Linked DNA regions of Mus musculus: all the other regions are linked to region 3. Evidence: chromatin loops called from intact Hi-C (ENCODE). Cell type or tissue: left cerebral cortex. All regions are shown on one strand. Region 1 has its middle 49 kb from the start of 4930509K18Rik. Region 2 has its middle 13 kb from the start of 4930509K18Rik. Region 3 holds the start of Tmem215 (transmembrane protein 215). Region 4 has its middle 37 kb from the start of 4930509K18Rik.

Evidence for each region. Peaks named below come from ENCODE experiments on the same cell type or tissue, not always from the same donor. Only the 100,000 strongest peaks of a DNase experiment are listed, where the experiment ranks them.
Region 1: a loop joins it to region 3, with 2.5 times the contacts of the local background. A loop is called at or near these places in 2 of 42 quality-filtered maps.
Region 2: it touches region 3 in a loop (8-fold over the local background); 6 of 42 quality-filtered maps call a loop at or near these places.
Region 4: it touches region 3 in a loop (1.9-fold over the local background); 2 of 42 quality-filtered maps call a loop at or near these places.

The regions. Positions count from the first base shown.
Region 1 is chr4:40,358,699-40,366,698 of GRCm38, reverse strand. No RefSeq gene overlaps it. Among named protein-coding and RNA genes, the nearest start is that of 4930509K18Rik, 49 kb to the right of the region's middle. In left cerebral cortex, no CTCF peak of the experiment used is centred here; DNase peaks (open chromatin) are centred at 2,294, 2,585 and 3,255; H3K27ac peaks cover 610 bases.
Region 2 is chr4:40,296,556-40,304,555 of GRCm38, reverse strand. No RefSeq gene overlaps it. Among named protein-coding and RNA genes, the nearest start is that of 4930509K18Rik, 13 kb to the left of the region's middle. In left cerebral cortex, CTCF peaks have their summits at 3,267 (motif pointing left) and 6,996; DNase peaks (open chromatin) are centred at 2,984, 3,260, 4,536, 5,632 and 2 more places; H3K4me3 peaks cover 264 bases.
Region 3 is chr4:40,468,650-40,476,649 of GRCm38, reverse strand. Tmem215 (transmembrane protein 215) reads right to left here and starts at 4,470. Exons shown (of 2, transcript NM_177175.4): 1 at 3,046-4,470; 2 at 997-2,789. The coding sequence starts at 2,725. The coding sequence ends at 2,018. In left cerebral cortex, a CTCF peak has its summit at 3,405; DNase peaks (open chromatin) are centred at 3,351, 3,733, 4,480, 5,601 and 3 more places; H3K4me3 peaks cover 3,380 bases; H3K27ac peaks cover 2,545 bases.
Region 4 is chr4:40,346,470-40,354,469 of GRCm38, reverse strand. No RefSeq gene overlaps it. Among named protein-coding and RNA genes, the nearest start is that of 4930509K18Rik, 37 kb to the right of the region's middle. In left cerebral cortex, no CTCF peak of the experiment used is centred here; DNase peaks (open chromatin) are centred at 112, 2,348, 3,203 and 3,607; H3K27ac peaks cover 1,150 bases.

The DNA of each region.
Region 1 (8,000 bases), 110 kb after region 3:
TACTGCCTTTGAATATACTGCATGACAAGATCATGTTTCTTGTCATGATGAAAATGGACTGAACCTCTGAAACTGTAAGCCAGACCCAATTAAATGTTTTCTTTTGTAAGTGTTCCCTTGGTCATGGTGTCTCTTCACAGTGATGGAAAACCCTAACTAAGACACCTGCTGATTGTCATATGTCCTGCCCCTAAAATCTGAGGTATTTCTTCCCTTCCTGTCTCTTTTGGGGTCTCAGAGAACACTTGAACTCTAAGTTGACCTCAAGGATAAAATTCTGACACTGTGTTCCCCAGAGGGGATCAAAGTCCCACCAAAGATATTCCCCTGGGGTGTCTCTTTATGCAAAAGCCCTCACTAGGCAGGGTTGAGAAGTCAGTGCCACCTTGACTAGAGTCGGGGGAGGATGTTGGCTGGGTGGACCAGGACCAGGTGTTCCTGCTAAGTGAGCAAAAGGAGACTTCCTGTGGAGTCTCTCTAGTTCCAGCCACTGGAGGGTCTCATTAGCTATGCACACTAATGTTTCTTTAAGGATAGTGATATCCTCAGGGATGCAGAGCTGCAGAGACACTGGAAATGCTGGTGGGGTTTTCCAGCGTTCCCTGCATATAGTTTGAGTCCCCTCTTTCTCCCGGGGACATCTTAACAGTTTGTGTTCAGTTGTTTGTTTTCTTTTTTTGTTTTCCTAGAAACCCTGACAACAGGGCATTTATTAAGAGTGTGAACCCAGACATAAGTGTGTTAGAGAGAAGAGTGAATAAAGACAGAGGCTCAGAAAGAACACTCAGTGTGACAAGGAAGCCCACAAAATGCCCTAATTGAGAAAGAGCCTCCTCAGCACTTTCCACTCTAGAAATGCATCAAGCTGTCAGGGAACTTACAGCTTTCCACAGTCAAAGTCTCTGTCCCCTCTCTGCCCTCCTGCCCTTCCCTTCACACTAGCCCTAGGAAGGTTTTAAAGAGACACGTTGAAAGTGTTATCCCCTTCCCACAAGTCAGCCAATAGAATATTATAGCATGGTTTCCCTTTGGCTAATTAATACAAAGGCTCAAGCCATCTGTTTGAGATGGCCACTCTAATCTGAGCTTTAAGGTAAAACTCCATGATTGACTCTGGTGAGACATCTGCTGTGGTCACATAGGGCTAAGACACACTGGCTCCTCAGGCACACAGTTTGAGAAGGAGGTGTGTATAGGGGTTGTTGTAATTCCAGGGGTGGGATTTAGTGTTATTTAGCCAGCAAGCAGAGGTATAAAAATTTTTTTAAAAACTAAATAACAATCAGTAGAGAGCAGTATCATGTGGTGGGCCATCTTCCTGTTCAAAGTGTGACCCCAGTCTGTGATAGAAGTATGCATGACCATCGAGACTCATCTGAGAGAAGAACGGAGGCCTGTGGTGGAAGTAAAGCACATGGAAGTGGGCCTCTTTCTTCATCAGATATGCACTAAGGATCTGCTGCACATCTGGCTCTTGAAGGAGACACTCCACATCTGCCTTATTCAAGCCTATCCTGGAGATACCACTTGCACCTGAGATGGCACAGGTGATAACTATTGGAACAGAAGTCAAAGCCAGGCATTTTGTCTCTTCTCCACCAAAGTGGACTGTATAATCCCTTGTCCGATCTGATTTAAAAAAAAAAAAAAAGAAGAAGAAAGAAAGAAAAAGAAAGGAAAGGAAGAAAAGAAAGGAAAGAAAGAAAGAAAGAAAGAAAGAAAGGAAGGAAGGAAGGAAGGAAGGAAGACACCAGAAGAAGCTATCAACCATGTGTGTATATGCATGCACATGCATACATGTGTATGTCCTTACACAGACAGGCAGGCACACACACACACATCTTGACATTCATATACGATGGGGAATTCCAGGCAGCTAGAACTATGAATATAAAGGCCCTACTCTTGCTCGGAAAGTGTCTATACAATACATTGAGCATCTTAAGACAACTCAATAATGTGCACTAAAAAAGTTTGTTCTTAAAAAAAACAAACAAACAAAACACTCACTAAAATATATTGTCAAAGCTGCCCCTGCATTTAACAGTTTTTGGCATAGGCAAGCATTCACAATTTCTCTTATGTGACACTTGTCTGTCTTACACGGTTCCCTTTTCTCTTCTACTTTATCTCCAGGAACTTAGGAAATTCTCTTTTCTCCTTAATATATAAGACAGGGAGATGACTGGTGACATTTTGCAATATGTTTCAACAACTCGTAAGTTTAGGAAGTGATGATGTAACAGAATTATGTAAAGCCACTGAAATTCTTCCTCTCCCTTGTAGAATTCTGCCAACATTTTGTTTTCTGTGATGCTACAGAAATAATATGAAACGAACTTGGAATTTCCCTCCCTTTGGAGAAGTTGATACTTATGTCTATCTAGATGTTATCACATCCAAAATATTTTCTTATGGTTTGGGGTTAGAAGGAAGTAAAAGAATTGACTCCTCATAATTCTTGGAAAGTTCTGCGGTTGTAGGGAAATTCAGAGGTAAGCATAGTATTGAAGGTACCATGAGGGGGCATTTGTGAGGGAGCTGAGGAACTGGATCCCATATTAGTAACAGAGAATTGGGAGGTGTTAAATCAGAGAGCCAGATGCTGACCCAGCACTCCCCATCTTTGAGAACATGGGTTTTGCTGAGCAATGTGAAGTGCTGTGCTCAAGGAATGTTCATGAAGTCCTTAACCACTTGGCACAGTCCCACTTTCTCAGGCTCCCCTGAGGCCAGTTTCTAGGGATCACTGAAGTCCTTCAAGATTTTTTTTTTGTCCCCTATTCTCTCAGGCACAACCTTTGACTCAAAGCCTGGCCAAGGCAGAGCAGCTTGTGTTTGTGTCTTCAGGAAAGTAGCATCTTGGAAACACTTACTGTCCTCTATCTGACTTCCTACCTGGGTTTTCTGCATTAGGAATCTCTTTGTTAAGTGGAAAGTAAAACCACAGTGGACAGTTGAAGCCCGGCCTGAGCTTGGGATAGCCAGTCCTGCAGCCCCCGGCAACATAGGTAACAGTCCACATTCTTCTTTGCTTTTTGTTGGATAAACATTGACTTAATCAAGAAATAGTATTTTTTGATGAGCTGAGGGAGCCTCCACCCACTCCCACCCCCAGAACTTCACACAAGAGATCTCTGTAAGTGGGAAAGCAGCCTGGTTGAAAGGCTGAGTGATTTGGAGGGTTGGCATCCTTCTTACTTTTATCTGATTATAAAAATCCTCCCCGAAACTGCTTCAATAAAATGCAACTCCCTGTTTAGTCAGTGGCCATACATAGACAGGCCTGAAATAGGGATGTGTGAAACCCTGAAAATATGCATAAAGTGTGTGTGTGTGTGTGTGTGTGTGTGTGCGCGCGCGTGCACGCGCGCACGCGCGCGTGCGTGTGTGCGTGCGCATGTTTAGTGTAGTGTATGCGCATTTTCCAAGAAAAAAAAAGCTGCATTTTCCATTGAATTCTCAAAGAAGAATTCACACCCCAACACACCAGTTAAAGACCAGTGACGCAAAAGGACTGAATCATGGGTATATTTATTTTCATTTTGTTCCCCATTTATTTTATCTGACGTTTAAAAAAAAAAAAAGGTTGAGTCTGATTAACATGAGTAGTGTCACAAATATTGTAGTCCTTGGGGCCTTTTCTCTTCAAAACTTCCCAGATGGGCAGAACTGGGGAGTTACATCATGATAACACAAACACAGGGCTGTGAGTGATGAGATAGATGATCATCTACACACATGGTCTAGGACTGGCAAGGGGTGACAGGTGTATGCTTGCCCCTGGCTTCATCAGCATGCCTCACTAGGAACATGCAGACAAGACTTCAGAGTTCCAAGTCCCTCTGTTTCAGAGAAAACTGAAGTCAATGAGACTGGCATATTAGAGGAACATGGGAAGCTCCCACAATTGCCTTCACTGTGAGAACTTGCATAGCCCAGCCTTCCCCTGAAGTGTGCATGTACACAGGCCAGAGGGAAGCATCTGTGCCTTCCTTAGTTTCTCCCATTTACTTTTCCGAGACTATTTCTCTGTGAACCAAGAGCTTACTATACTGGTTGGCCAACAAACACCTGGGATCAGCCTGATACATTGTATCCCTTCTCCTGGCCTCATTTGAGTGTTTGTTTCCCCAGCCTCTCCCTTGAATATGCACATGTTCATATCTTATTTTTTTCACTAAAGCAGCAAATTCAAGATGACTGTACTTTGCAAAACCCCCTTGTTTCACCCAAATATTGGAGAAAAGAGATCACCTTGGCTCTTGAGCCCTTCCAGTAGAGCTGAGCTCATTCCTTCCAGCCTAGTGTCTCCATCTAATGAATGGACATCATTGCAGAAGATCAGAGGGAGAAAAACTGCAGAATTCCAGTATGTACACAGGGTTTCTCCAGGCTGAGGTGGGAAACAGGAAAACAGAGAATGGGTTCTTTCAGTAAGTCAGAAAGGAGGGCACTGAGAAGAAACCCAGAGGATGACTGCCAGCCTTTGCTTGATGACTGGGCATGGCGGTTTGAGTGAGGCTTGTCCCCCATAGTCTTGCACATGCCAAAGCTTGATCCCTGGTTTGTGATGTTGTTTTGAGGGGGAAGGGGAGTTGTAGAACCTTTAGGAGGTAGGGGCCTTGCTGGAGGAAATATGGGAGTGGGCTTTGAAAGTTCATATCCTCACCTCACTTCTAGTTTGCTCTCTGCTTTGTGTTTGCTGTTGAAGAGGTAATCTTTAAGCTCTCTGACCCAGCTGCCCGCTGCCATGGCTCCCCCATCATTCTGAACTCTCCCTCTGGAAGCATAAGCCCAAATTAACCCTCTCTTCTATAACTTGCCTTGATCATGGTATTTGATGATAGCAACAGAAAGTAACTAAGGAAGGACAAATCAATGAGACCTATTTGACCCATTTGGTGTCAGCTGTGATTGCCAGTTGGACACAATCTAGGATTACCCAAGAAGATAATCCCAGCCAGGAACTGTCTGTATTGGGTTGGCCTGTAGGCATATCTAGGAGTATTTTTGTCTAATTTTACTTCATATGTCTGAATGTTTTGCCTGCATGTATGTCTGTGCACCAAATGCACAGACTGTATTGTATCTAAGGAGGTCCAAAGAGAGCATAGAATTCCTTGGAACTGGAATTAGATATTAGCAGTCATGTAAGTGCTGGGAGTCAAATCAGGGTCTTCTGGAAGAGCAGCAAGTGCTTTTAACCATGGAACCAGTTCACTACCTCCTAGAGAGATTTTTAAAATTTTAATTAATGTGGGAAGATCCAGCCTACTGTGGGAAGAACCATTCCCTAGGCAAGGGGTCCTGAACTGTATAAGAGTAGAGAAGTCTAGCTATGGGCAAGCAAGCAAGAAAGCAGGCAGACATGTATGTGCTTATTTCCCTGATTTTGACTGTGCCTGGCTGTAGTTCCTTCCTTGACTTTCTTAACAATGATAGACTCTGCTGAAATTCTAAGATGAAATAAACCCCTTTCTTTTCTAGGTTGCTTTTTTTTTTCTTTTTTTCTTTTTGGCCAGGGTGCTTTTATCATGGCAACAGAAGTGAAATGAAAACACGTAGGATTTAAAACAGGTGTACAATTTCACATGAGAGTCTGACACTCCACAGAGAGGGTTTATCTGGAGATCAACTTATGAGTCAGCTTAATATAGCTTGGAAATCGGAGAAGGGGAGATTCTAAGAGCAGACCAGATCATAATACCAAATAGGTTAGGTATTTGAGGCTTGGTACTCAGTAACACACAAAAAACTATCATACCTAAAACTATAAATGTTCGACAAATTGTTACTTTGTAATAGCTTTTTCTTTGTCTCTTTTCCATATGACAATCTTCTCTTTATGTTGAAAATTGAATATGAAGGTCATACCTTAAGAGTAGTTTATCACTGTTTGACTATTCATATGCACACTAATACTATTATTGCTATCGTTATGTTTATTTTTTAAACTCTTTGGAGAAAATTGTTTCTTATTCCAGCAGTGGTTATCAATATGATCCTAAGCAGGCTCTGTGTAAATCTGCTCTCCTTGCCTTTGTCCTCTTCCCTAAAGTTATATTGATTATAGGGAACATATCACCTATAAAGCTGAGAAGACAATTCACATCAACCGAGATCAAATGACAAATGACTACTGGTAATAAAGTGACTCATGGGATGATGGGTGATACCAGGGAGACTGTGTACAACACTGTGACCTTAGACACATGTGCTAGATGTCCACACATAAGTGAAGTGCAGGTCACCTTCATTCTATATGAGGTTGCTTCAGCTGTGTTTTTGGAGAGATGTTGAAACTTAAGGGTGTCTATAATCTGAACACAGCTTAGTACAAAAGCAGGTATTATATTTGTGACTCTACATTTGGCTAAAGTAAGTGCTTTTTAAGTGCATGGGTTTGGTAGAAATGCTAATAGGACTATAGAGAATTGATTGACTAGCCCTGTTTGCAAAGAAAATTACACAAAAAGGTTTTTACTAGTCGATAAGACCAAGCTGCTTAAGAGTCTCATTCAATTGCCTTATAAGTGGACAGAGAAAAAGATCAAGTTGGCGTGTGTGTGTGTGTGTGTGTGTGTGTGTGTGTGTGTGTGTGTGTGTGAAGTAGCCACAAGGGATTAGGAGCACAAATAGCAAAAAGCAAAGCCAAAACAGAGCATAGATCTATGGCTGACTTTACACACAATGTTCAGACAGAGTCAGAAGGCTCTTATCCTTCACCATATTAGGCATTAAATTAGGGTGATGGCTGGCCCTTAGGAGGTGATTTGTCAAAGGACAGGTCTGTCCTCATTCCCTCCCTTTGGCTGGGGCCACTGGTTGTCACATCCCAGGGCCTCAACATCATCTGACTCCCTTTCTTTTGGTTCATGCCCAGCAAACTGCACACAAAGGCACTTTGCCTTCCTGTATGAATTCTACAAAAGAAACAACTCTCTGGCATGCTGACATGAATATTTTATGTTGATTAGCTGTTTTGTCTTTCTGGGTAATTAATGAAATAGTATTATCGCTTGTTTGCCGGTCTCTTTTGAGATGGCTAATTGAAACAGCTTGCTTTTCCTATGTAAATGCAAATCTTTTTTTTAAAAAATTATTTTTTCCATTAATCTATTTATTCACTTTACATCCTGATCATGGCCCCTCTCTCCTCCTAGTCTCCCCTCACACAGCTCCTCCCCTGCCCTCTCCCTTCCTCCTCTGTAAAGGGGGAGGCCCTCCTGGATAACAATCCACCCTGACACATCGAGTCACTGCAGGGCTAGGGCATCCTCTCCCACTGAGACCAAACAAGGCAGCCCAGTTAGAGGAGCAGGATCTACAGGCTGGCAACAGAGTCAGGGACAGTCTCTATTCCAGTTGTTGGGGGACCCACATGAAGACCAAGCTGTACATCTGCTACTTATGTGCTGGTGGGGGAGCTAGGTCCAGCCTATGTATGCTCTTTAGTTGATGGTTCAATCTCTGGAGCTCCCAAGGGTCCAGGTTAGTTGACTCTGTTGGTCTTCCTGTGGAGTCATCCTATCTTCTTCAGGTTCCTCAGTCCTTCCCTCAGCTCTTCCACAAGACTCCCTGAGTTCCATCTGATTTTTGGCTGTGAGTCTCTGCATCTCTTTCAGATACCCATGCTACAATCCAAAGACCCAAAGAAACTAAACAACAGAAGGACCCAAGGGAGGATGCTTGACTCTGTCCCAGAAGGGGCAGATAATGGAGGTAGGGAACTAGATGGAAGAGGGTCTGGGGACGAGAATAGGAAGGGGGCTCAAGTGTGGGGAAAGCTGTGGAGAGAGAACTGGGAGTGTGAATGAATATCAGGGTTGGGGGCATCTCTAGGACATGACAGAGACCTGGGATGGGGAGGGCGTGCTCCAATGAGTCTATGTGGGTGACTCTAGCTGAGACTCCTAGCAGTGGGAGATATGGAGTGTCCCTCTCCTGTGGCCAGGCAGGACTCCAGTGGAGGGATAAGGACATCAACTCTCCCACAA
Region 2 (8,000 bases), 170 kb after region 3:
AACATCGACTTTCTAGTGAGCAAACCATCTAGTGTCTCCGTGTTGGCTTGTGCACAGCACTAACATACTGTGCATCCCTGTCCTCGCTGAGTGGTTCATGATTCCCAGAATAATGCCTGGTAGTTCAGGCTGTTTCCCCATGAGCACCCAAGACATCCCACTCACCGGATAGTAAGGACAGTTGACTAGGCTGGGCTTACTTAGGGCTCAAATGATATATACAAACTATGCTCTTAGCGCCTCCCCACTGACACTTAGATCAGAAGTTCTCCACTACAGGTTGTGACCCCTTTAGGCGACAACCAATCCTTTCATAGGATATCAGGTATCCTGCATATCAGATATTTACGTTATGGTTCATAACAGTAGCAAAATTACAATTATGATGTAGCAACAAGGCAATGGAGGACAACTGCTAACTGGCGTGTTCAGCCTACTTTCTTACACAAGTCAGCACCTCCCACAGTTAGCTGAGCCCTCCCACATCAATCAAACAAACAGAAAGAGTTCCCAGATGGAGTTAGTTGCCTACAAGGAATCTAATAAAGGGATTTCCTCAACCGAGATTCCTCTTTTCACATAACTCTAGCTTGCATCAAGTTAACAAAACAGTAACATACCGGCCAGGACCCCACCTCTCTAGCTTGGTGAAGCAGTGAGTTTAGTTGGATTGCTTACAGGAACCTGTCTGACTGGGGCAGTTACATCACCAGGAAGCTCAACCTCGGCATAGGGTCTGCTCGAGAAGGTTGCATTACTCCGGGTCATGCCCAATTTGCAGGCAGCTCCTCCAATGATGCTCCTCTGCTTCAGCAACAGCTTCTGCCCCTGGGACCCCCAGCCTCCTGATTTGTAACTTCCTCCTGAGGTCCTTTAACTTTCATGTGAGTTCCACAGGTCTCCGTCCTTAGGTCCAGGAGGGGATGTTTCCATCAGGAGGAACTAGCCACACAATAGGAACTAGCCACACGATAGGAACTAGCCACACAATAGGAACTAGCCACACAATAGGCATCATTACCACCTCTTACATGTTTACACCAGGGCTATTGACAACGCTTTCTTGACACAACAATAATAATATAATATTTATGATATTGTTAATAATATTTGGATTAATTTGTTTCAACGGAAGCAAAACAACAATCTGTATACTTCCAGAATTTCCGGAACAATAGTAGACTCTTAGATCTGGATGAGACTTGAAGGTCAGTCATTCATTCCTCATTGAACAATTCATGAACAATGAATTGAACGAATAACATCCATTGTTGTTTTATATTTGACTCTACCAGTATTTTTAGCTCACAGATTTGTGTCTTTAGGTTTTGAATATTTTATCAATAATTCCATCATCTATCACTTTGCTTTATGGCTATTGATTGGTTTCTTAGGTACAGGTGCCATTTTCTTCCTCTTTCACATGCCTGGCACAGGCTTGGTACTGATGTCTTGGAATTTCTCTGGTTACAGAAGTTTCCCCTCCTATTCACTCAGGTCATTTTTCAGTTGATAACTTGAGCTCCATGTAACCTTTCCTGTCTGAGAGGGACTCAAGCTGTCATCATCTCCTCAAACCTCAGTCACAGTCTCTTAAACTCGATGACTCGGTTTTGCTTGGCTCAGAAGTCTAGAAACTCCCTCCAGTGCCAAATCAAGGTAGCTGGGGCCCCATTTCCTGTCTCTCATTTCTATCCTGTATCATGAACCCACGTTGCCTAGTATCTGGTGTCTTTAAGCCATTGTTCCATGTATTTTGCTCTGTTTCTAGTTCTTTAAAAAGGAAAGCTAAATCTAGTCCTTCCTCATGGCCGGTGGTGGGATAACTTACCCATCAGCGGAGCCAACCCTAATTTCTTGACTCTGAACCCCTTACTCTAACTCCTGACGCAGGCAAGAACACAAGAAGATTATGCAACTGTTTTTTGGACTTAAGTGTCCCTGGATAGGAAACACGTGGCTCCCATGGTTTTGTAAAAAACAAGAATAGAAGGTGTTCTCTGTAAACTATCCAAGGTCATTTACACGGCTTTGGTACTAACCAGAATGCAGTGTTCCGATTTCTCAGTTAACAGTTGTTGAAATTTTGGAACTGCTAAGTGACGTTGAATGTAGAGTTCCATTTAAGTATATGAAGGATCCTGGGGGGGGGGGGGGGTGGATGGTAGGCGTAGGTGCTCTTGTGTGAACCTCCATCATTGCCCGGAGCAAACCAACGTTACTGTCAATTTCCCTGTGGGATAGTGGGAGCAGAAACGGCAGGAGCTGCATCCCTGGTCTCCCTGGAGCAAGCCAAGGATTGGAGTAAGAACATAAGATGGGCCCATTCTCCAGTTTGTCAATTTTCTGCCTGCGTTACCAGATGAAAGCCCTCGTACATCTGCAGGCAAATGCTTTGTGTATGTGCTGTCCGGAGAACGAGTGCGGACTAGGCTTAGCTAGCCAGCAGAGGATGCGGTCTCTGACATCTGAGTGTTAGGATTGCCTTCAGGCACTACGGTTGCTGGGCTTTGTCTTTGGGTTCTAAAGACACAAACTCTGGCAAATGAGTCATCACTGAGCCATCTCCCCAGTTCAAATCCCCCTGTTCCTGATATGAGCCAACACCTGGGACCCAGGACACCTATATGAATGGCTGCATAGACGGAGGGACGACTCGTCCCTGTTCTGTCTCATCAGCAGCTGTGGGTTTTCCTTATGATAGCAAATGAGGCAACACTTATTAAATTCTGGGTTTGATGCTTTTATAATAATTACATTTTAGTTACAGGGAGAATTAATTGGGCGATTTGGACTTATTTGGAGTTGACAGAATCCATATAACTTAGCAGATTACCTTAGGAATTTCAAAATATGTTATCTCAAAATAGAGCTTAGAAAAAAACGGAGTAGAATCTGTGTTGGCTTTAAAATCCACTTTGAGCAAGGGAAATTTCCAGCTTGGGCTGCCTTCTGAGTCCCTGCTGCTGACTCTGCACTTTGGGCGACAGGCTGTCATTTCGGGACAGGTTTTTTTTTTCATTTTAAATGGTTTGTTTAATGATTTCTTCTTTTAAGAAAACTTTAGGCTGAATTATTTTACTAAAACATTTTCCATGTCATGCTAAAATATTACATTTACCACATCAATGGTGTTTTAGGAAAACCAGCTACAATTGGTAACGAAGCGCCCTAAATTCTCAAAAAGGCAGGAAGTGGGGTTGCCTTTCGTCAGAAAGCTTTACCGCTCCCTGGAATTTGGGACGCTTTTAAACAGCGCCACCTAGTGGAGTTCTCTAACTATAACCGCACCGCAGCGCCCTATCCGTGATTCTTTGAATACCAAGTTTAGCTGGGTGTGACAGCACGTGTAATCCCAGGCCTCCCGAGGCTGAGGCAGGAGGAGAGACTGCACAGCCAGACTCTGTGTTTCAAAACAAATAAATAAAAGGATTGGGGGTTTTGGGGATGTAGCTTAGGGGAACAGCAAGTGTTTAGCCCGTCCAAGGTCTTGGTTTAGATTCCTCGGGGGATGGTAGCAAATTAATTGTTCCAGATGTCATTCAGCCTACTGATAAATGCATCCCAGTTTCAATTCCTGCACTGATTAATTTGAACGCAGATATATACTCAACCAGCTTCTCAAAAGTTCAGTTATTTACTGATTTCATGTCCCATGGATAACTGTTTTTTTTTTCCCGCTGACGTCTTTCACACTGCCCCTCGCCCCCCCCCGCCCCCCCGCCGTGAAGTCTTCCCGGAGAATTAAGACATTATGTATAAGGTAAGGTTCAGTTTTCACAGAATGGGAAGTGACGCAAGGTACATATGCTTGTTAGAGAGGCAACTGAGCTCACACAACACCACACATTATTAGCATCACAGGGAGTGTCAAAATGTGTATACGGGGTCAGGGGACGGGGGCGGGGATGGGGTGGGGTGGGGGAACAGCCAGTGGATGTAGAGAATTTCTTCTCCAAATTCATTTTATATTCCCACTGGGAAAAAGCTAAATTCCATTTGCCAGATTCTCCTGCAGCTTATGCAGGGATCTGGGGTTGAATTTGGATAACGTGGAACCTGGCTTCTAAAATATCCTCCATATTTTCCTCACCTTCCCCAAATCCCTGTCTGATAACTGTCATTATCCAGTCAGACAGACCTTAGGAGCTTTAACTGTCCACACACAGCCTACTACCCTCCTATTCTAGCCCTATGACCTTCAAGGGACTGTGATGTGGACACAGAACCCACTTTCTTGCCATAAGCTAGAGGTTTGGCGTTTACTTGTTAACTGCACTGATGAATGAATATGGAAGAGAGGAAAATGGAAGCTAAAGGAGAGGCGTATCTGAGAGAACAGACCTTTCCTTCAGAAAGATGCCTGGGTTTTCTGACGCATTTGTGCAGGTCTCAGAGTAAGCACGCAGTTGATAAACATCAAAAACATCAGCAACACAGCTGAAAAGCATAACCACAAAACGCACTCTGGCAGTGTGAGTTTGGGAGCCGGATAATCAGGCTGTGATGGAGATGATGAATCTTGTGTAGAAACGCTTCCTGCAGCTTTAGTCATGAGGAGTTCCGGTGAGGCGCCTGCGCTGTAGGGTATTTAGGAAGGGGCCTGTCAGCTTTCACAGCGCCGTCGCGCCTTCTTTCAAGACACTGTGACACCTCATGCTGTCAATCCTGCTTCCACACTAATTAAAGTTCTTAATAACCTCCATTCCAAGATGGTCCGGAATATATGATGTGTGTTTATTTCCATTATAGGCAGGGTACACAACATGTGACATTAGTAAAGAGTTCTCAACTGAGCTATTTGTGGGGCCCCACTCAGCACACATTCAACACCCAAGGAAGCCCTTGGATGAACAGAGGAAGAAGAAACTCGTGGGCTACAGAGGCCAGAGTCTGCAGAGGAAGAATTGGCATAAAGTTGTTTTTTGAAGAAAGAAAGGCAAGCAAGCCTGGTCACAGGAGGAGGGGGAATGAGCCATTGGCTTCATGGCGGGAGGGGAGGGAAGAATTGAAAAGTTTAGCCAAGATGGAGGCAGGATAACAAGAGCTCTGAAAACCATCACTGAGAATTGAATTTAAAGCTGAGTTAGAGCTCCAGATCAGTTAAGTAGGCAGACACGCTGGATCTAGCCAAACCCTGAGCTGATAGCTGCTATCTTCAGTTCTGCCCCAAAGCACACTCAAGATGGGAGGAGATATGACCGCACACCCTGCTCCTAAATAGAAACAATCGGAGATTAGGGGAAGTGCCTCTCTGTACCGTGTCCTTGTGTGTCCTTTCTTCTTGTCAGACTGTTGATAAAAGAACCTTATTAGTGTGGTCAGTGTGGTTCTCACCCTTCCTAATGCTGTGACCCTTTAATACAGTTCCTCAGGTTGGGGCAACCCCAACCATAAAATTATTTTTGCTGCTACTTTATAACTGTAATTTTGCTACTGTTATGAATAGTAATGTAAATGTTTTTGGAGACAGAGGTTTGCCAAGAGGTCACGATCCACAGGTTGGGAAGCACTGCTCTAGATCTTTCTCTGTCTTTACTTGCTTTATATTGCCATTTCACTGTGAATCCCTCTCCTGTGTAGCTAACCTCGACTCCTTGTGCAGCCCCAGTATGGGGTATATAGCTCTGGTACTCCTGCTCATCGCAAGTACTTACAAGGCTCCCACTCAAAATCTACATTCTTGAGGGGGGTGGACTGTGAGTCATTTAAGTCGGTATCGGAAGAATAAGGACAATGTCTCCTCCCTGGAAAGTAATAAAATAATGTGTGTGGAGGTGGGGGGGGGGGAGTCGATAAGTAGACCTGCTGGATCTAGGTCTTATCCTACGTACTTGGGACTGAGTCAGGAGGATCACAGGTTCAGGGTTACTCTAGCTATTTTAGAGTGACTTTGGGGCCAGCCTGAAGAGCTTAGTGAAAGATTGTCTCAAAATGAAAAGTAAAAAGAGGGAGGGAGATAAAATCCAGTGATAGAACATTTGCCAGGACTCTAGGCTCTCTCTCTCTCTCTCTCTCTCTCTCTCTCTCTCTCTCTCTGTCTCTTGTCTGTGTGTGTGTATGTGTGTGTCCCAGAAGCAAGTCCCAGATCCAGGCGTGGTGGCACACACCTTTAATCAGGGCCACACTTTCTGCTGGAGACCTACATAAAAACATTGGAAGAAGGAAGACATTGGAAAAAGGAAGATTCTCTCTTCTTCGCCTGCTTGCCTTGTGGGACTGAGCAACTGCTAGATCCTTGGACTTCCACTCATAGCTGCTGACCATTGTTGGGGAGTTGGACTACAGACTGTAAGTCATCAACAAATTCCCTTACTATATAGAGACTACCCATAAGTTCTGTGACTCTAGAAAACCCTGACTAATACACTCTGTCTCTCTCTGTCTCTCTGTCTCTCTCTGTGTGAAAGAGACACACACACACACACAGAGAGAGAGAGAGAGAGAGAGAGAGAGAGAGAGAGAGAATGGTAATCTTAGCACTTGGGAGACTGAGGTGAGAGAACCCGAGTCCTGGGCCAGCCTGGATTCTATGACAAAAACCCTCTTGAAAACAGAACAACAAACCCAAATGGAAGCCCCACCCATGCACCCAGCCATGTGCATTTACCTGTCTATCACATCTGAAACTCCATGTAAAATGACTATTGAATGAGAAGATGACTGAACTGACAGCACAGGAGAGAAGAAAACTCGGAGAAAACTCAGTGAACACGATTCTAGTTAACCAGTTGCAAGGACAATGCTGACAGTCATTTGTGGTAAGAATCAAGCTGACATAGAGAAGCATGGTGGGATGTACTTGGATCATGGTTAGGACATACTGTTTAAGATTTAAAAAATAGGGCTGGAGAGATGGCTCAGATGACTCAGGTCCTGAGTTCAAATCCCAGCAACCACATGGTGGCTCACAACTATCTGTAATGGGATCTGACGCCCTCTACTGGTGCATCTGAAGACAGCTACAGTGTATATAATAATAAATAAATCTTAACAAAAATTTTTTTAAAAATAAAAAAATCAGAGGGGCTTGAGAGATGGCTCAGTTGCTAACAGCACTGACTGCTCTTCCAGAGGTCCTAAGTTCAATTCCCAGCAACCATAAAGTGGCTCATAACCATCTGTAATGGGATCTGATGCTCTCTTCTAGTGGGTCTGAAGACAGTGACAGTGTACTCACATACATACAATACATAAATCTTAAAAAAAAAAAAATCATAGAAAGTCCTACTGGCCGTGAGAATTTGGGGGGTTTTGATATTGAGACATTTCATCTGTGAATGGGATAGACCAAGTGAGCCCTACATTTGTGTGTTGCTTCTCAAGAGTAGAGTCTGTGAGGAGGAGCCCAGTCAAAAGTGATCCTCAGGGGGCCGGAGAGATTATTCAGCAGTTATGAGCACTGGTTGCTCTGCCAGAGGACCAGGTCTGATTTGCAGCACACATGGTAGTTCACACGCCATCAGTAACTCCAGGGTGTCTGATACCCTCTTCTGGCATCTAAGGGCACTACACATATGTGGTACAAGGAAGTACATGCAGACACTCCATCCATACACATAAAATAAAAATAAAATAAAAGTGAGCCTTTGTTTCTGGTGCTATAGGAGTGAAAGACACAGGTCAGTGAAGCACTGACTTCCTCTGAGATGGACTGTGCTGAGTCCCAGCCACAGCAAAGACTATTGAAGTAAGTCTGCTCCATTAGATCATATGTGGTTCGGGCTGACCTGTGGCTCCTGCTTTTCAGTTATGTAAAGTCCCTGACCTGGCATTTATACTCAATCATACCCAAAAGCTCTAGAAAATGTGCAGGCATTTGGCTTCTTCATATTTTCATCTAATAAAAGAAATAAAGAGCCCAGGTGGCACACAGCATGTGCCTGCAATCCTGTAACTCAGGAAGCTGAGGTAGAAAGTCTTTTAAGCTTGGGATCTTGAGGTCAGTGCGAAATTTAGGGAGACTATCTCAACAAATGGCCCAAATCAAAAGACTGGAG
Region 3 (8,000 bases):
GTCTGCTAGACTACTTTGGGCTACACCAACATTTACATTTTTTTCTCAAAAAAAAAAAAAAAAACCCCAAACTTTTAGCATCAATAAGTTTCAGTTTTATGCCCGGGAACGCATTGGTATCTAATAAATGATAAATATGTAGTGCTGAAACACGCCTGCTTTCGTAGTCTGCAAAAGTCTTTTGAGTAGCAATTTAATCCATGTTGCATGATTTTGATCATGGGTTGCATAATGTGGACATGCATTTTGCTGTAGTTTATTTCCTGTAACATACAGTTTCTGTGGTGTAGCATTTGAGATTGTCCCACCTGGGACTGAGTGGTGGAAACTGGCCAGTGTGCAGACCAATCCGTCCCCATTCCTCTTGTTTAGACTGGGAAGCTGAGGGGTTAGAAGATGAACTTTGTCCACGATCACACACCTTATTTTCTGACACTGAGGACTGACTAGAAAGATGAAATCCTTTTGATCTTAAGCATCATTCAAGAATTAGGATTTTTAAGAGCATAATCCTTAAGAGAGGACAGTTGCCACACTTAAGAATCAACAGGGCTGGATTTAAAATACATAAAGATAAGCCACCATTTCTTTTGTCCTCAATTCACCTTTTGGGAGAAAGTAACTAAAACTATTTGATATAAAAATGAGAATTAAAAATTCCCTGAAGGATATAAAATAATCCTAATTCTCAAGCCTAAATTTATCACCATTCATATATTATATGTATATATACATATATATATAAAATGTGTGTGTATATATATATATATAATTCAACTATCCCACAAGAAGGATAAAATGGCATTTTAGCTGATTATTCTTTTTATCTGTTGCAATTAAACAAGACAAATAGGAAAGACATTTTAGGATAGCATGATGATGTTTCTCCCCTCAGCCACAAAAAAAAAAAAAAAGTGGGAAATAATGAGATTTTTGTCATGTAAATTTCTCTGATCCAATGAAGTTAATAAAACAAGGGCTTCAGAAAAATCTCATAAATTAACTCTTGTTTCATTGCATTCTCATCATGGTTGGGGGAGGGGCGCTGTTGAACAAATGTATAAATGACAAATGAAGGCTTAACCATGTGTCTCATACAAAGTTTTCATAGAGCTCAGGACTAATGGATTGACTTGTAGTCTCATACTTTAAAAGGGATACAGTAATTCCTAGTACATGCCTCCCAGAAATGCTGGAGGTACTTTGTAAAATTTGTCTTACAAACTGATAAAAAGAAATCCTAATCTAACGATATCACAACAAGCCATTTTGTACCTGGTAAGGAAATACATCAGTGTGAATAAATATTTTAAAAACTTCAGATAAAGTCCCAGCCACTCAGCTCAAATGAAGACTTTAAGAAGTAACATGACCACCTAAAATATTAATGTTTCACATAGCATAATCAACACTTTATTTGAAACCATGATCTTGTCGGGATTCAATTATACATTTCAACAATTTTAACTACCCTCACTCCAAAACCCATCCCATATCAGGAGGATTCACCTATTCTATCTTGATTTTTATGTCTTTCAACAATTACCATGTGTGAAAAGCTATCATCAGGCAAAAAAACAAAGCAAAACAAAAACCAAACCATATAAAGGAACATACAATTTTCCTTCATGTTCTTCAAACACAAAGCAGCCGGTTTCTGTGTGAATAGCCCCTGCATCATTTGACCCCTAGCAGCTAACGCTCCCTAGATTTACCTGACAGCAAGCACTTTTTGGGCTGTTTTACAAAGCAATCAACATTGTTTAATTTGTTCAGAAGCAAATGGAACTTTCTTCCTGTTTACTGTCTCTTCCCAGTGTCCTTAATTCTCCGTACTTCCCTAAACTATGCCCCCAACATGCCTATTTACATGAGTATCAGGCACCAGAGGTCTGCACCCCCATCACATACCGTGCCAGTTTCTAACAGTGTGAAGGCTGTTGGAGCACAGATTCTCTTTCCTTGGGAGCTGAGTATAGCAATGTGTCTGTCAACATGGGACCCTTGTATGAACAGGTCAGACTATTGTCTCGTGGTCCCACCTGCCTTGGCTCTGGTTGATGTAGCAACAGTATCTGTCATAGGGGCTGTTTTGCTTGTAGGAGCAAACGATGATACTGTCCTGGGGCACAAAGAAGATGCTGTCCTCGGGCTCAGGGCGGTCAGATCTGTCCCAGGCTGAGCACTTGGCATCCAAGGCACTGTAGGCGAGGGAACTGGCCGAGGGGCAATAGCCATCCAGGTATCTGGATGTCTCTTCCTGCCGCCCACTCTGGACTAGACTCTGGCATTCTCCTTCCTCTGTAGGAGTGGGGGTAGTAACGGAGCTGGCCATAGGCACCTCACCTGGTCCCTGTGGGAGCTGCTTGCCTCTGAGGCCTGCCTTCTTAGCCAGTTCATCCGAGCTCCCTTTGCCTGACTCCAGGTCTGATGGGGTCCTCAGGAGTTCCACCACTTCCTTGTCCTTGGGCTTCCGGAAGCAGGGTAACTTGCGGACCCAGAGTAGCTCATTCTCTGGCCACTTGGTGCAGCCTTCGGTTTTCCTGGCCAGAGCAATGGCGGCGATGCCTGGTAGGCAGATGGCTGGCCCGATGGCCAACAGAGGGATGTTCCCCAGAGTTTCCCCCTTCATGCCAGAGACAGTGAACATGAAACCAAAGACCAGGAAAACACTGACCAGGGCCACCACCAGCCCAGTCCTCGGATTTATGTCATCAGGCCGCATCTTTCACTCCATCCAGCTTGGGGCTGCCTGGTAGCCAGGGAGTAGTACCCTTTTGCTTTTTTTTCTGTGGGAGGTGAAACCACAGGGGTTAAAAAGAATCCAATCCAACTTCCTACCCACTAACTCTTTCTTGCTATCTCTGACTTCTCTCTCTCTCTCTCTCTCTCTCTCTCTCTCTCTCTCTCTCTCTCTCTCTCTCTCTCTCTCTCTCTTTCTCTCTCTCTCTCTCTTCCTCTTTCCTCCCCTCCCTCCCCCATCACTATTGCAACCCGTTCTATCTCATACCAACATGTGTCAAAGAAGTATGGTCACCGAGTTACCTGAAGGCTCCTGCCACCTCTCAGTGTCTCCAGAAAGCTTTGTATGGGCTGTCCCTCTGTTCTCTTCTTGGATTCCGAGAGCCAAGCCTGGTTTTTCCCCACCGACACTGCACAGGAGGGGGGGGGGGACGAGGAGGGGAGGAGGGAGATGGGTTAGAGGAGGAGGGTCTTTCCCAGCCGCTGCGAGTAGGTAGCCAGAGCTCTAGAAGCGGAGCCTGGGCGCAGCGGATCGGAGTGGGCGCGCGGCGCTGCCGGCGGGGAGGGAGGACTCCGTCCGGGCAGGAGGAAAGCGCGCGAGCCTGGCCGCCTTACATCACTTGCACCGCGCTGGGAACAGAGATGGACGCGCGGGGGCGCGAGGGGGTCAGAGCCCAGCGGCCGCGGGAAGCGGGCTGCTGGGGGGCTCTCGTCGCGGTGCAGCAGGCGGGTGGCTTGGACCGGTGTCCGTGCGGCTGCCATAAACCGGAGCCCAGAGCTCCTTGCCCACGGGGCAGCTGGTGCACCGTCCTAGTCTGGGTTCCAAATTCAGGATCTAAGGGCTCTGGCGACAACGTGAGAGGATGTTGGAGACTGACTCTCTTGGCCAGTTCCACATTTCCTGAGCAAATGCCCCTGCCCCGACAGCAACCAGGTTCCCCAGGACTGTCTCTGCCTCTGCCTCTCCCAGGCAGCTCCACCAGGCGCAAGATACCCTCGAAGAAGCTGGGTCGCAGGCTGCTTCTGCCTGACCTGAGCGTCCCGGGAGAGCACCCAGGCGGTAGGAGCACGAAGGTCAGGCCTCCGGGTCCTGCCTGTGCTTAGAAGTCACCAGAGTCTCCTCCGCTGGACTCCCATCTTTGCACTTGGCAGAAAGTATCCTTGGAAACTCAATCCCACAGACGTGGTTCCAACCACACTGGAGCCAGGAGGAAGGGCTTCTGGTTCTGATCTTCATTCAGGGAGCCCACAGGACAGACTTTGGTTTGGAGGGTCAGGCCCAACCGGTGACAAGAGACAAGACTCTTCTGTCTTGCTAGTCTCAGTCCAGTGTCTGCCCGCGGAATATAGGGTTCTCTTGTCTCTAGGGAAGATTAGATGTGGTTGCGATCCTTCACCTGGTCTGTTTAAGGTAGAGGAAAGGAATTAGGAAGGCAAAAAATTACGTTCTTTCATGCCAAGTCTTGACTTGGTGGAAAGAATGTTGACAACCAGACCTTCTCCACCTAGGCTGGCCCTGTGTACCAGAATCAGTCATCAGGAGACTATTAACAACAGATGTCTGAGCAAATGCTATGACGACTACAGAAGCGTAAATTCCTAGCACAAGGCTTTGGTGCGTGGTTCCTGTTCAAAATGCACAGAAAGGTACACGTACTCTTTTCTGCTCATATCGTGTGCTTATAGTGCTCTCAGCACGTAAGGCAGGATCCAAGTCAATGGAGACCTGTCTGTCCGTGTAGACGAGGACTTTGGCTTTATCCACTGAACAGCGAAGAACACTAGGAGGGTTTTAGGCGGAGATTAAGTGTTCACGTTTTTTGACAGATGGTGCCAGCAGATTAGAGGGTGTGAATCTGTGCCTGGAGACTTGTTCATGAAGCAAAGCAAGACAGGACATGGCCCCAAGAGTGCCAGGCTGAGAGAGGTGTTTGGAAGAAAGTGAGTCTGAAGGACGGTTAAGGATGGGTCCGACCACCCTGGCTTGAGGCAGAGAGGTGGTCTCCCTGGTTTCTCACTTCACCCAGGGTTATCAGAGGGCAGGCTTCTTCTCCTTTTTATTCTTTTGTTTATCATGTTTGCCTTTTATATTCATACTTATCACATAGCTGGCCGCACTTCTGGGCACATAAGAATGAAGAAAGGGGAAAAGGCAGACAGCTAAAGTGAGGTGTCAGGTGCGTGGCCATTTCGATCAGGAAAGGGGTAGTTTGTTTGTTTGTTTGTTTGTTTTTAATAGCATCTTCACTCTCATAGACATCTGCTTTGTTTGACAGATGTATCTGGACTACAGAGGAGCCTGGAACTGGTCTGTCAGTCTGTTTCCCAGACTCACTGCTGCTCTGGAAGTTGGTTTTGTTAAGGAAAAGGGAAGCAACCAGCTCCAATTACTGAACACATTTCTCTCCCGGAAAACCCCTTTCTCATCCTTTACTAATAATACCCACTGTCTTACCCTTCTTCCATGGTAGTTTCAAATAGCCTGGGAAGCTGGGAAGCTTCTAAGCCTTTTTCACTTGCCCTGTCCCCTCAGCTCCAAGGCTATAGTGTTCAGCTGTGTGTTTGATATTGCCGTTTGGATCATCTACAGACACCTCATGCTCAAATGTCCCAGGCTGAACTTACCTGTTCTCCATGCTTCTCTTTTTCAGTAAGTCCTATTTATCCCATACACCAACAGCATAGCTGGGACTCTAAAGAAGCTTTTTTTTTCTTTACTCTGAAGACGTTTTTTTTCTTTTTCTTTTTTTGTGTGTATTCTTCTCTCATATACTGACTGCAGTTTCCCTCCCTCCCCTGCCTACAATCTCTACCTCCCTCAGATCTACCCCTCCCCCATCTCCCCTCAGAAAAGAGTAGGCCTCCCAGGGACATAAACCAAATATAGTATAACAAGCCACAGTAATAGTAGACACATACTCTCACATCAATGCTGGTGGAGGCTACCTAGTAGGAGGAAAACAGACCCAAACGCAGGCAAAAGAATCAAAGATAGTTCCCCCACTCCCATTGTTAGGAAGAGCGGGAGAAAAGCAAGCTACACAACCATATCATATACACAGAGGATCTGGGTCAGACCCATGCAGGCTTCCTGATCTCTCCGAGCCCATTTGAGTCCCTGTTCATTGGTTCTGTGGGGCATGTTCTTATGATGTCCTTGATCCCTCTGGCTCCTCCAGTCCTTCCTCCCTCTCTTCCACAGGATTCCCCGATCTCTGCCTACCATTTGACTGTGGGTCTCTGCATCTGCTCCCATCAGTTGCTGGATGAAGTCTCTCTGATGACCATTATGTTAGGTTTCAGTCCCAGCACATCCTGCAGGCATGAAAAACTGTAGGTGGGAGGGTTGGTGGCTAGGTGGCTATACAAGTCAGCACTCCTACTAGCAATGAGGGAGTGTTCCACTTGAGGTCTTCCCTGGTTATAGAGGATAGCCGGTTCAGGCTCTGCCTCCCCATTATTAGGCGTCTTCTCTCTGTCACCCTCATAGGTTCCATGGGGTTTCCATTGCACTGGGTTTCTACGTCGCTCTGAAATGCTTCCCAATTCTATCCCTCTCTTGCAGTTTTCTCTCTCTCCACTCCCCACACCTGATCCTTCCTGTTTCCATCCCCACCCCACCCCATTCCACCCTTGAAATCTATGTTTCCTCTTCCCATGAAGATTCCCCACTTAAGCTCCCTTTATTACTTAGCTTTTCTGGGTCTGTGGATTGTAGCATGTTTATCCTTTACTTTACAGCTAATAGTCACTTATAAGTGAGCACACACCATGTTTGTCTTTCTGGGTCTGGGTGACATCACACAGGATGATGCTTTTGAGTTCCATCCATTTGCCAGCAAATTTCATGAAGTCATTAAAAAAAAAAAACAGCTGAGCAATACTCCATTGTGTGAATGAATCACATTATTTTTTTTCTTCTTCTATCCATTCTTTGGTTGAGGGACATCTGGATTGTTTCCAGTTTATGGCTCTTATGAATAAAGCTGCTATGAACATAGTTGATCAAATGTCTTTGTGGTAGGATGGAGTGTCCTTCGGGTATAGGTCCAGGAGAGGTATGGCTGGGTCTTGAGGTAGATCAGTTCTCAATTTTATGAGAAACTGCACCCTCACTAGCAATGAAGGAGTGTCCCCTTGCTCCATATCCTTCCAGCAGGAGCTGTCACTTGTGATCTTGATCTTAGCTATTCTGAAGGTATAACATGGAATCTCAAAGTTGTTTTGGTTTGCATTTCCCGATGGCTAAAAATGTTGAACATTTTTTAAGTGCTTCTCAGCCATTAGTGATTCCTCTGTTGAGAAGTCTCTGTACTCTGTTTTATAATTGGATTATTTACTCTATTAATGTCTAGTTTCTTGAGTTCTTTATATATTTTGGATATTAGCCCTCTGTCAGATGTGGAGTTGGTGAAGATCTTTTCCCATTCTTTAGGCTGCCATTTTGTCCTATAAATGGTGTTATTTGCCTCACAGAAGATTTTCCGTTTCCTGAGGTCTCTTTTATAAATTGTTGATCTTAGTGCCTGTGTTATTGGTGTTCTGCTCAGGAAGTTGTCTCCTGTACCAATGTGTTCAAGGCTGGTCCCTATTTTCTCTTCTATAAGATTCAGTGTTGGCCGGGCAGTGGTGGCACATACCTCTAATTCCAGCACTTGGGAGGCAGAGGCAGGCAGATTTCTGAGTTCGAGGCCAGCCTGGTCTACAGAGTGAGTTCCAGGACAGCCAGGACTGCACAGAGAAACCCTGTCTTGAAAAACCAAACCAAACCAAACCAAACCAAACCAAACCAAACCAAAAGCAAATGATTCAGTGTTCTTGGTATTATGTTAAGGTTTTTGATTCTCTTGGACTTGATCTTTTGGGCAGGGTGATAAACATGGATCTATTTGCATTCTTGTATAAGCCAATGTCCAGTTAGACCAGCACCATTCGGTGAAGATACTTTCTTTTTTCCAATTATAATTCTGGCTTCTTTATTAAAATCAGATGTCCGTAGATGTATCGATTTGTGTCTTGGTCTTCAATTCAATTCCACTGACCAACCTGTCTGTTTCTAAGCCAGTACCATGCAGTTTTTATCACTAGTGCTCTGCAGTACAGCTTGAAATTGGGAATGGTGATACCTTCAGATGTTCTTTTATTGTATACGATTGTTTTGGCTATCCTGGGCTTTTTGTTTTTTCATATGAAGTTGAATTTTGTTCAAGGTCTGTAAAGAATTTTGTTGGAATTTTGATGGGAATTGCATTGAATAT
Region 4 (8,000 bases), 120 kb after region 3:
CCCTCCCTCCCTTTCCTAGGAGAAATGAGGACAGGGAGAGCAGCAGATGGAGATGGAACTGGTTCTTATCCTGGGGTCTGTGGATGTGCTTCCAACGCCTCTGGAACCTGTACAGAATTAGACAAGTTTTGTGTCTCTGTGTGTTTCAGAACAGAAGATCTTTATTCTCAAAGGAGTCCGTGACCCAAACATGCCAAGAACAACCAGTGTAAAGATCAAATCCATTTTCACTTCTGTAGAATGAGTGGTTTTTTCATCTCATTTTGGGAGAGAAGAGTCTGCCACAACTGTCATTCTCTCTTACCAACCTTCTTGCTCATTTTAAAAGAATGGGCTCCCTCAGAGAGCAAGCTCATAAGGAAAGCTTAACTTCTTTTATAATGAGTATGTGTGTGTGTCACAAACTGAGGTCTGCAGGAAACAGACATTTGACTTTTCCAGAGTTCAAGGCCATTTCTACTGTGATTTATGTTCTATGTATTATATTCATGCAGCAGAATTTGTATTATTATTGTCTCAACCTTAGCTCAGTCTTAGGGACCCTCCCTTCTCTCTCCTCCCCATCTCCATCCTCTTCTTCTCTCCCACCTCTCTTTCTCTCTCTCTCTGAGATAGGGCCTCACATACCCCAGGCTGTCCTGAACTATCTGTATAGCTGAGAATAACCCTAAAATTCATTATCCTGCTACCTCTATCTCACCCATGCTGGGATGCTAGACATAAGGTGGCATGCTGGTTTTGTGCAGTGCTGGGGACTGACCTCAGCAGTTCCTGTATGTACTCTATCAACTCAGTACTTATTAGCTGAGCTACACTTCTAACTGATGTTAGGGAATTTCTGCCCTTAGATGTTTGTGTCTGAGTTCTGAGACAATTACTTAGATCCAAGGTACCTGTCTTGGATCAAGGAGATAGATACAGTTGGAGATATCCTGAGAGCCACCCTTCATCTTGGTGGATATTTGGCTCTGGAACCACCTTGTTACCACTAAGCTGTCTGCTTCTTATCCTGGCCTGGCTAACTATTGTGCTCATGATGCCTCTGGAGCTACACATAGCTCCATCTGTCCAAGCGAAGGCCAGAGACAAGTGGAGATGAGATGTGAGCCAGTATTTCTAAGGTATTCTTCCATACCTAGAAGTAAGTTTCTAAGGACAGTTCCTATCTTTTAAAATAACCTGCTTTCACATCCACATAAGAACATAGCATATTTTCAATAAAGCAAATGCACACACCAAATGCTCAACGGGATTCTAGAACTTTCCACGAGATCTCTTCTGTAATTGTTTAATCCAATCACTTCCTAAGACAAGTGAAGCCCTGAGAGGTGGGTATTCTAGATCTTAACCAGCCCCCCCCCCCGGCCACAGTTAACAGTGCCTCAGCCTTTTCTGTCATGTGCACACATCTAGGCATACAGAGGACAGGGCAGTATGCTGCTTAGGGTGGGGACATTGATGACAGTGAGGTGCAGGACTAAACGGCAAGCTGAAGACACTTAAAAGGGCTGCAGTGTCTGAAGAATCCTGTCAGAGAGGGCCAGAGGCAATAGAGGAACAACCCTTTGGTATAAGGGTCATAAATCAGGAAAATCAGGCCAAGCCGAGGTCTGCAGGCATCAATCAGGGTGCGATGCCTATATAGGAAGCTAGGCTCTCTGCAGGGAGCCTGGGACCTTGAAGGATGCAACCAAGACTACCAGGATGGCCTATGTGTTGGATAGGAAGCATCTCTGAGACACTGAGAGATCTTCTCAAAACATAACTTAAGTCACACTGCTAAGAGGCTTAGATGCAGGAAGGGACAGAGTCTGTACCAAATCTAGACAGGGGCTGTGAGATGCTGAAGAAGTAAAGATACCAGATGCCCAAGCCTGACACCCTTAGCTCATTTCTGGGCCCATGTGAAGGTGGGAAGGGAGAACAGATTACCCTCTGAGTGCCAGGCTAGGGCTTTGACCATGCACACATTCTCTCTCTCTCTCTCTCTCTCTCTCTCACACACACACACACACACACACACACACACACCAATAACAAAGTTAAAACTTTTTAAATATAGGAGAATAAGGCAAACACTAGAGAGCTGTTTTCCAAATGGCTGGATTCAGATCCATACTTTTCTTCATTTATGGGCTTACAATGTTTCTATTGTTGGTGCCCAGGAGCACCAGGCTGTAGCATGGTGTGAAGAGACAGTTTCTTCAGCTTTGATCTTTCTGCCTAGATTTCTGGTCTTACGGCTCCTGTATCTGCTTTCAGATGTTAGGATCAGAGCTGGGAGAGGCGAGGAAGATCCTGAAGGGCATGTCACAATATGCTGCCTTTCTCCCCAGTTTCAGGCAGCTGATGTCATTGAGCTGGAAGCAGGATCACCCCAGTGTCTGGGGACGTGGGTGTCTGATCACGCCCATGCTCAATGTGGGGCCAGTATTTGACATGTCGATGCTGCGATTCTGACTTAGCCGCTGTGGCCCAGCTACTATGTAGCCATGGATATTTTGCTGCAGTTTGAAAGGTAATTAAAATTTTTACCTCAAGTAAAACTTAGTAATGGAAAAAAAAATTAACATTTCCACCCTGTCTGTGAGCCCTGCCATGAGGGGTACGGGTGCACAAGGCAGATCCAGAAGCTGGCAATAAGCCAGGAGGCTAACTCGGGCTATGGGCTGAAATGCTAAAATTAAATTCCAATGCATTAGAATATGGTTCCTATTAGCTCCAGTTTCCACAAGCAACTAGTTACGTAATCAGAAAAGTACAAATTCACCTGCTCTTCCTCGGGGAGATATAACACTATCAGGCTGAAAAGGGAAGAAGAGGAAAAGGAGAGAAAGGGAAGAAAGGGAGGGAGGGAGGGAGGGAGGGAGAGAGGAGAGGGAAGGAGGGAGGAGAGGGAAGGAGGGAGAGAGGGAAAGAGGGAAGGAGGGAAGGAGGGAAGAGAAGAAAGGGGAGGGAGAGGGTGATAAAGGAAAATGTGTTTCTGAATTATGGCAGAAAAATAGAGTGGTAAGCACTTATATCTTAGGTAGGATGCTCAAACACCTTCTTAGCACGGCTTCTTTCTCCTCATCTCTTCCCCAGGCTCCTCTGGCCGTGCTGCGGCAAAGAAAATGACTCTGCTGTGTCTCCTCCTCAAAGTAGCTTTCCTCTTCCTTCCCTCCCAACCAAAGCTCCTTTTAAAGCAGAATAACCAGGCTCTCCTGGTTTCTTGACTGTCCTTCCCACTCTATTTCTCAAATGCTGCTGAGCAAGGGAAACCCTGGGAGGCAAGCTAGAAAACCGAATCCATCTTAGAAGTAGGAAGGGGGAGGTTTAGACACTTGTGTTTTCAATGTCATGCCAACTGCAACATTGAATAATTTTTATGTTACATTTTTAAATATAAACTAGAGCAGTGTTGTGTTTTATTAATAAAAGACAGGTTTTTTTCACACAGCTATTGTATAAATGTTCAATCGACATTTTAAAATGTGCATTTTTCTTGAGTGCCCAAGGGCACCCACACGCACCAAAGGTCTTGGGATGAGGGACTTTCCCTGATCGAGAGTGATTCGATGCTGGTGACAGAGACTGAGAAGACAGTGTGAGAGTCAGGATGAAGCACAGTGGCTGAGAGAGTCTGGGGACGTTCATTAAAGTCTCTAGAGTTCTGGAAAGCCCTAGGAGAGGACTTGGAGGAATAGGTGCTGGAGTCAGGAGTCAGCCTCGTGCCTGCCCTAAGGTGAGATCTAAATCCCAGCAAGCTTGGCTCTCTGGCCTCTTCCACTTCTGCCCTCTGCAGAATGTATGTTCTGGACTAATGTACACCCAAGGGTTCATGGCAAAACCTTGATCTGAGCACAGACCCTTATCTATTAGTCCCAAGGTCTCTTAGAAACAAACTGAAAATGTGTGGCTAGAACCAGAAGGGTGTTATAGTTCTGTTCTGGCTTGAATCTGAACAAGTCCCCACAGGTCCGTGTTTTACACACTTGCTTCCCAGAGCTGGATCTATTTTGGGAGGTTCTGGAAATGCTAAGCGATGAGCCTAACTAGAGGGAATAGGGCATAGAAGAAGGGTGCCTTGTGGGTAATTATCCTGGGATGCATTGTGTCACACTCTGCCTCCTGCCTATTGTGGGAACAGTTGTCCTCTGTCACACCCTTTACAACCATCTCACAACCTGCCGCAGTGATGTTCTGCTCCTGGGCACATGGCCGGAAGCAAACCTTCTGAAACCGTGAGGCCAGGTTACCTTTCCCTCCTTAACTTGCTCTGTCAGGAATTTTTGTCACAACTACTCAAAAGTAACTAACACAATTCAGAAACTTTTTTTTTAAAGTTTACTTTTGGCCATTTAAAGTTTTAACCTGATGAAAAAGGCAGATGGCATGGAGCTGTGAGTTTTCATGGTTCCATCTTGGTTGTATACAGCGTGGTCTCCCAAAGCTTCCCAGCAAACAGCTAAGAAAAGATACATAACAGATATTAGAAAAATCAAGAGGCTATCTGCTGTAATTGAGTACTGTAGGGAATTTCCACTATCAGACACTTGGTGAGGGAGCTGAGTGCTTTTATCTGCCTTAGTGATGACGTTATACAAACCCTGTCTTTCCTTATTTTCTGCTTTCCCAAATCTCAGATGTCTCCACCACAGACACAGAGCATCTCTAAGGGCTCTTTTCTGAGATACATAGGATTGTGTAGCCCAGTCCCCACCAGTCCCACCATTTCCCCTTTGTATCATTTGACGAATAAAAACTCCAACTTAGGTGACACGGCAGGTATTGGTTTGGTTTTGCCTTGTACATTCTGTAGAAGAAAGAAAGAACCCTGAAGACAATGCCTGCAAGAGAGAGAAGGGGGTGTTATTTAGACCTCACTCTAGGGCAGTCACCAGGCTGACTTCTGACTTCAGTGCCTATTCCCCCCATTTAAAAGAGAACTCCTTCCTCAGTGCAATGACACTCTCATAGAGCCTAAGTGTGCACAGAAGTAGCATTCCCACGTTGTCCGATCCTTTAGGTAGTCATGAAAAAGGCCTGTGAGAGACCGAAGCGGTCTTGGAACTGACAGGGGTCCTTGCTTCCCCAGTTGTTGATGTTGAAGGTGAGTTGGTTGTAAAGGGGTGTAGCTGAGCAGTGGCTTTCCCTGAACCCTTCTCTCTAGATGATTGAGTGAGGAGAGCCCCTGCTCCCAACTCATCTGCAGGTGTTGGAATAATGTAAGCACCTGAGGAAGGACACAGTTTACTATGCAGTTTTCAGAAGTACTTGATGTTCTGTATGGGATGTTAAGAGTGAAAAGAAAGTTGGAGAGATGGCTTAGCAGTTAAAAGCACTGGCAGCTCTTCTAGGAGACTTGGGTTCAATTCCTAGCATTCACATGGTGGCTCACAACTGTCTGTTATTCTAATTTCAGGAGAATTGACACCCACTTCTTGGTCTGCATGCACCAGGAAGGAATACGGCACACATGCATAGGCAAAAATGTATACACATAAAATAGAAATATTTAAAAAGAAAGGATAGGATAGGATCAGAGGTGAGGAGGACACAACATCTGACCCAACACTGAAAGTAACTGGGACCAGTAGGACACAGGCACCCAGGATCTCTGCCAGACCAGGGGCACAGGTTCCTTCTGGTCTGGGCCCTGAGCAGACCTTGGGTGCAAACTCCCCAGCCAGAGAAAGCTCCACTCCCAGGTGCTCCAGACCTTGGGCACTAACTCCACAACCAGTCCCACAACACCCATAAGAAGTTCCACTCCCAGGCACTCTAACATGCGCAGTACCACAGGATCACAGGTTCCTAGGAGTTCTGATACACCCAGGATCTCAGGATCATAGGATCCTAGAATCATAGGATCATAGAGACAACTGAACTCTGAGAAGTTCTGACACAACCAGGATGACAGGAAGGTCAGGCTCAAGTCAGATATAGTGAGGACAGGTAGCACTAGAGAAAATCAGATGGTGGGAGACAAATGTAAGAACATAAGCAACAAAAACCAAGATTACTTGGCATCATCATAACCCAATTATCCCACCATAGCAAGTCCTGGATACACTATCACACCAAAAAAACCGAGATTTGGATCTAAAATCACTTCTCATGATGGTGATAGAGGACTTTAAGAAAAACATAAATAACTCCCTTAAAGAAATACAGGAGAACACAGATAAACAGCTAGAAGCCCTTAAAGAGGAAACACAAAAATCCCTTAAAGAATTATAGGAAAACACAATCAAAAAGGCAAAGGAAATGAACAAAATCATCCAAGATCTAAAAATGGAAATAGAAACAATAAAGAAATCACTAAGGGAGACAAACCTGGAGTTAGAAAACCTAGCAAAGAGATCAGGAGTCAAAGATACAAGCATCACCCACAGAATACAAGAGATAGAAGAGAGAATCTCAGGGGCAGAAGATACCATAGAAAATATTGACACAGCAGTCAAAGAAAAGGCAAAAGGCAAAAAGCTCCTAACCCAAAACATCCAGGAAATCCAGAACACAATGAGACGACCAAACCTAAGGATAATAGGAATAGAAGAGAGTGAAGAGTCCCAACTTAAAGGGCCAGTAAATATCTTCAACAAAATTATAGAAGAAAACTTCCCTAACCTAAAGAAAGAGAAGCCCATGAACATACAAGAAGCCTACAGAACTCCAAATAGAATGGACCAGAAAAGAAATTCCTCCTGTCACATAATAATCAAAACACCAAGTGCACTAAACAAAGAATATTAAAATCAGTAAGGCAAAAAGGTCAAGTCACATATAAAGGCAGACCTATCAGAATTACACCAGACTTCTCACCAGAGATTATGAAAGCTAGAAGATCCTGGGCAGATGTCATATAGACCCTAAGAGAACACAAATGCCAGCCCAAGGTACTATACCCAGTAAAACTCTCAATTACCATAAACAGAGAAACCAAGATATTCCATGACAAAACCAAATTTACACAGTATCTTTCCATAAATCCAGCCCTACAAAGGATAATAGATGGAAAACACCAACACAAGGAAGGAAACTACACCCTAGAAAAAGCAAGAAAGTAATCTTCTTTTAACAAACCCAAAAGAAGATCGCTGCACAAACACAATTCCATCTCTAACAACAAAAATAACAGAAAGTAACAATCACTTTTCCTTAATTATCTCTTACATCAATGAACTCAACTACCCAAAAAAAGACATAGGCTAATGGACTGAACATGTAAACAGGACCCAGCATTTTGCTGCATACAGGAAATGCACCTCAGTGACAAAGACAGACATTACCTCAGAGTAAAAGCTTTGAAAACAAATTTTCAGGCAAATGGTCCCAAGAAACATGCTGTTATCAAAAGGGATAAGGAAGGACACTTCATACTGGTCAAAAAAAAAATCTACCAAGATGAACTCTCAATTCTGAACATCTACACTCCAAATGCAAGGGCAGCCACATTCATAAAAGAAACTTTACTAAAGCTCAAAGCACACATTGAACCCCACACAATAATAGTGGGAAACTTCAACACCCCACTCTCAGCAATGAACAGATCATGGAAACAGAAACTAAACAGAGACACACTGAAACTAACAGAAGTTATGAACCAAATGGATCTAACATATATTTATAGACCATTTCATCCTAAAGCAAAAGAATATACCTTCTTCTCAGCACCTCATGGTACCTTCTCCAAAACTGATCATATAATTGGTCACGAAAGAGGCCTCAACAGATACAAGAAGATTGAAATAATCCTATGCACCCTATCAGATCACCACGGACTAAGTCTGGTCTGAAATTCCAACAAAAGCAACAGAAGACACACATACACATGGAAGCTGAACAATACTGTACTCAATGATAACTTGGTCAAGGAAGAAATAAAGAAATAAAGTAAAGGCCTTTTAGAATTTAATGAAAATAAAGACACATCATACCAAAACCTATGGGACACAATGAAAGCAGTGGTAAGAGAAAAACTCATAGCTCTAAGTGCCTCCAAAAAGAAACTGGAG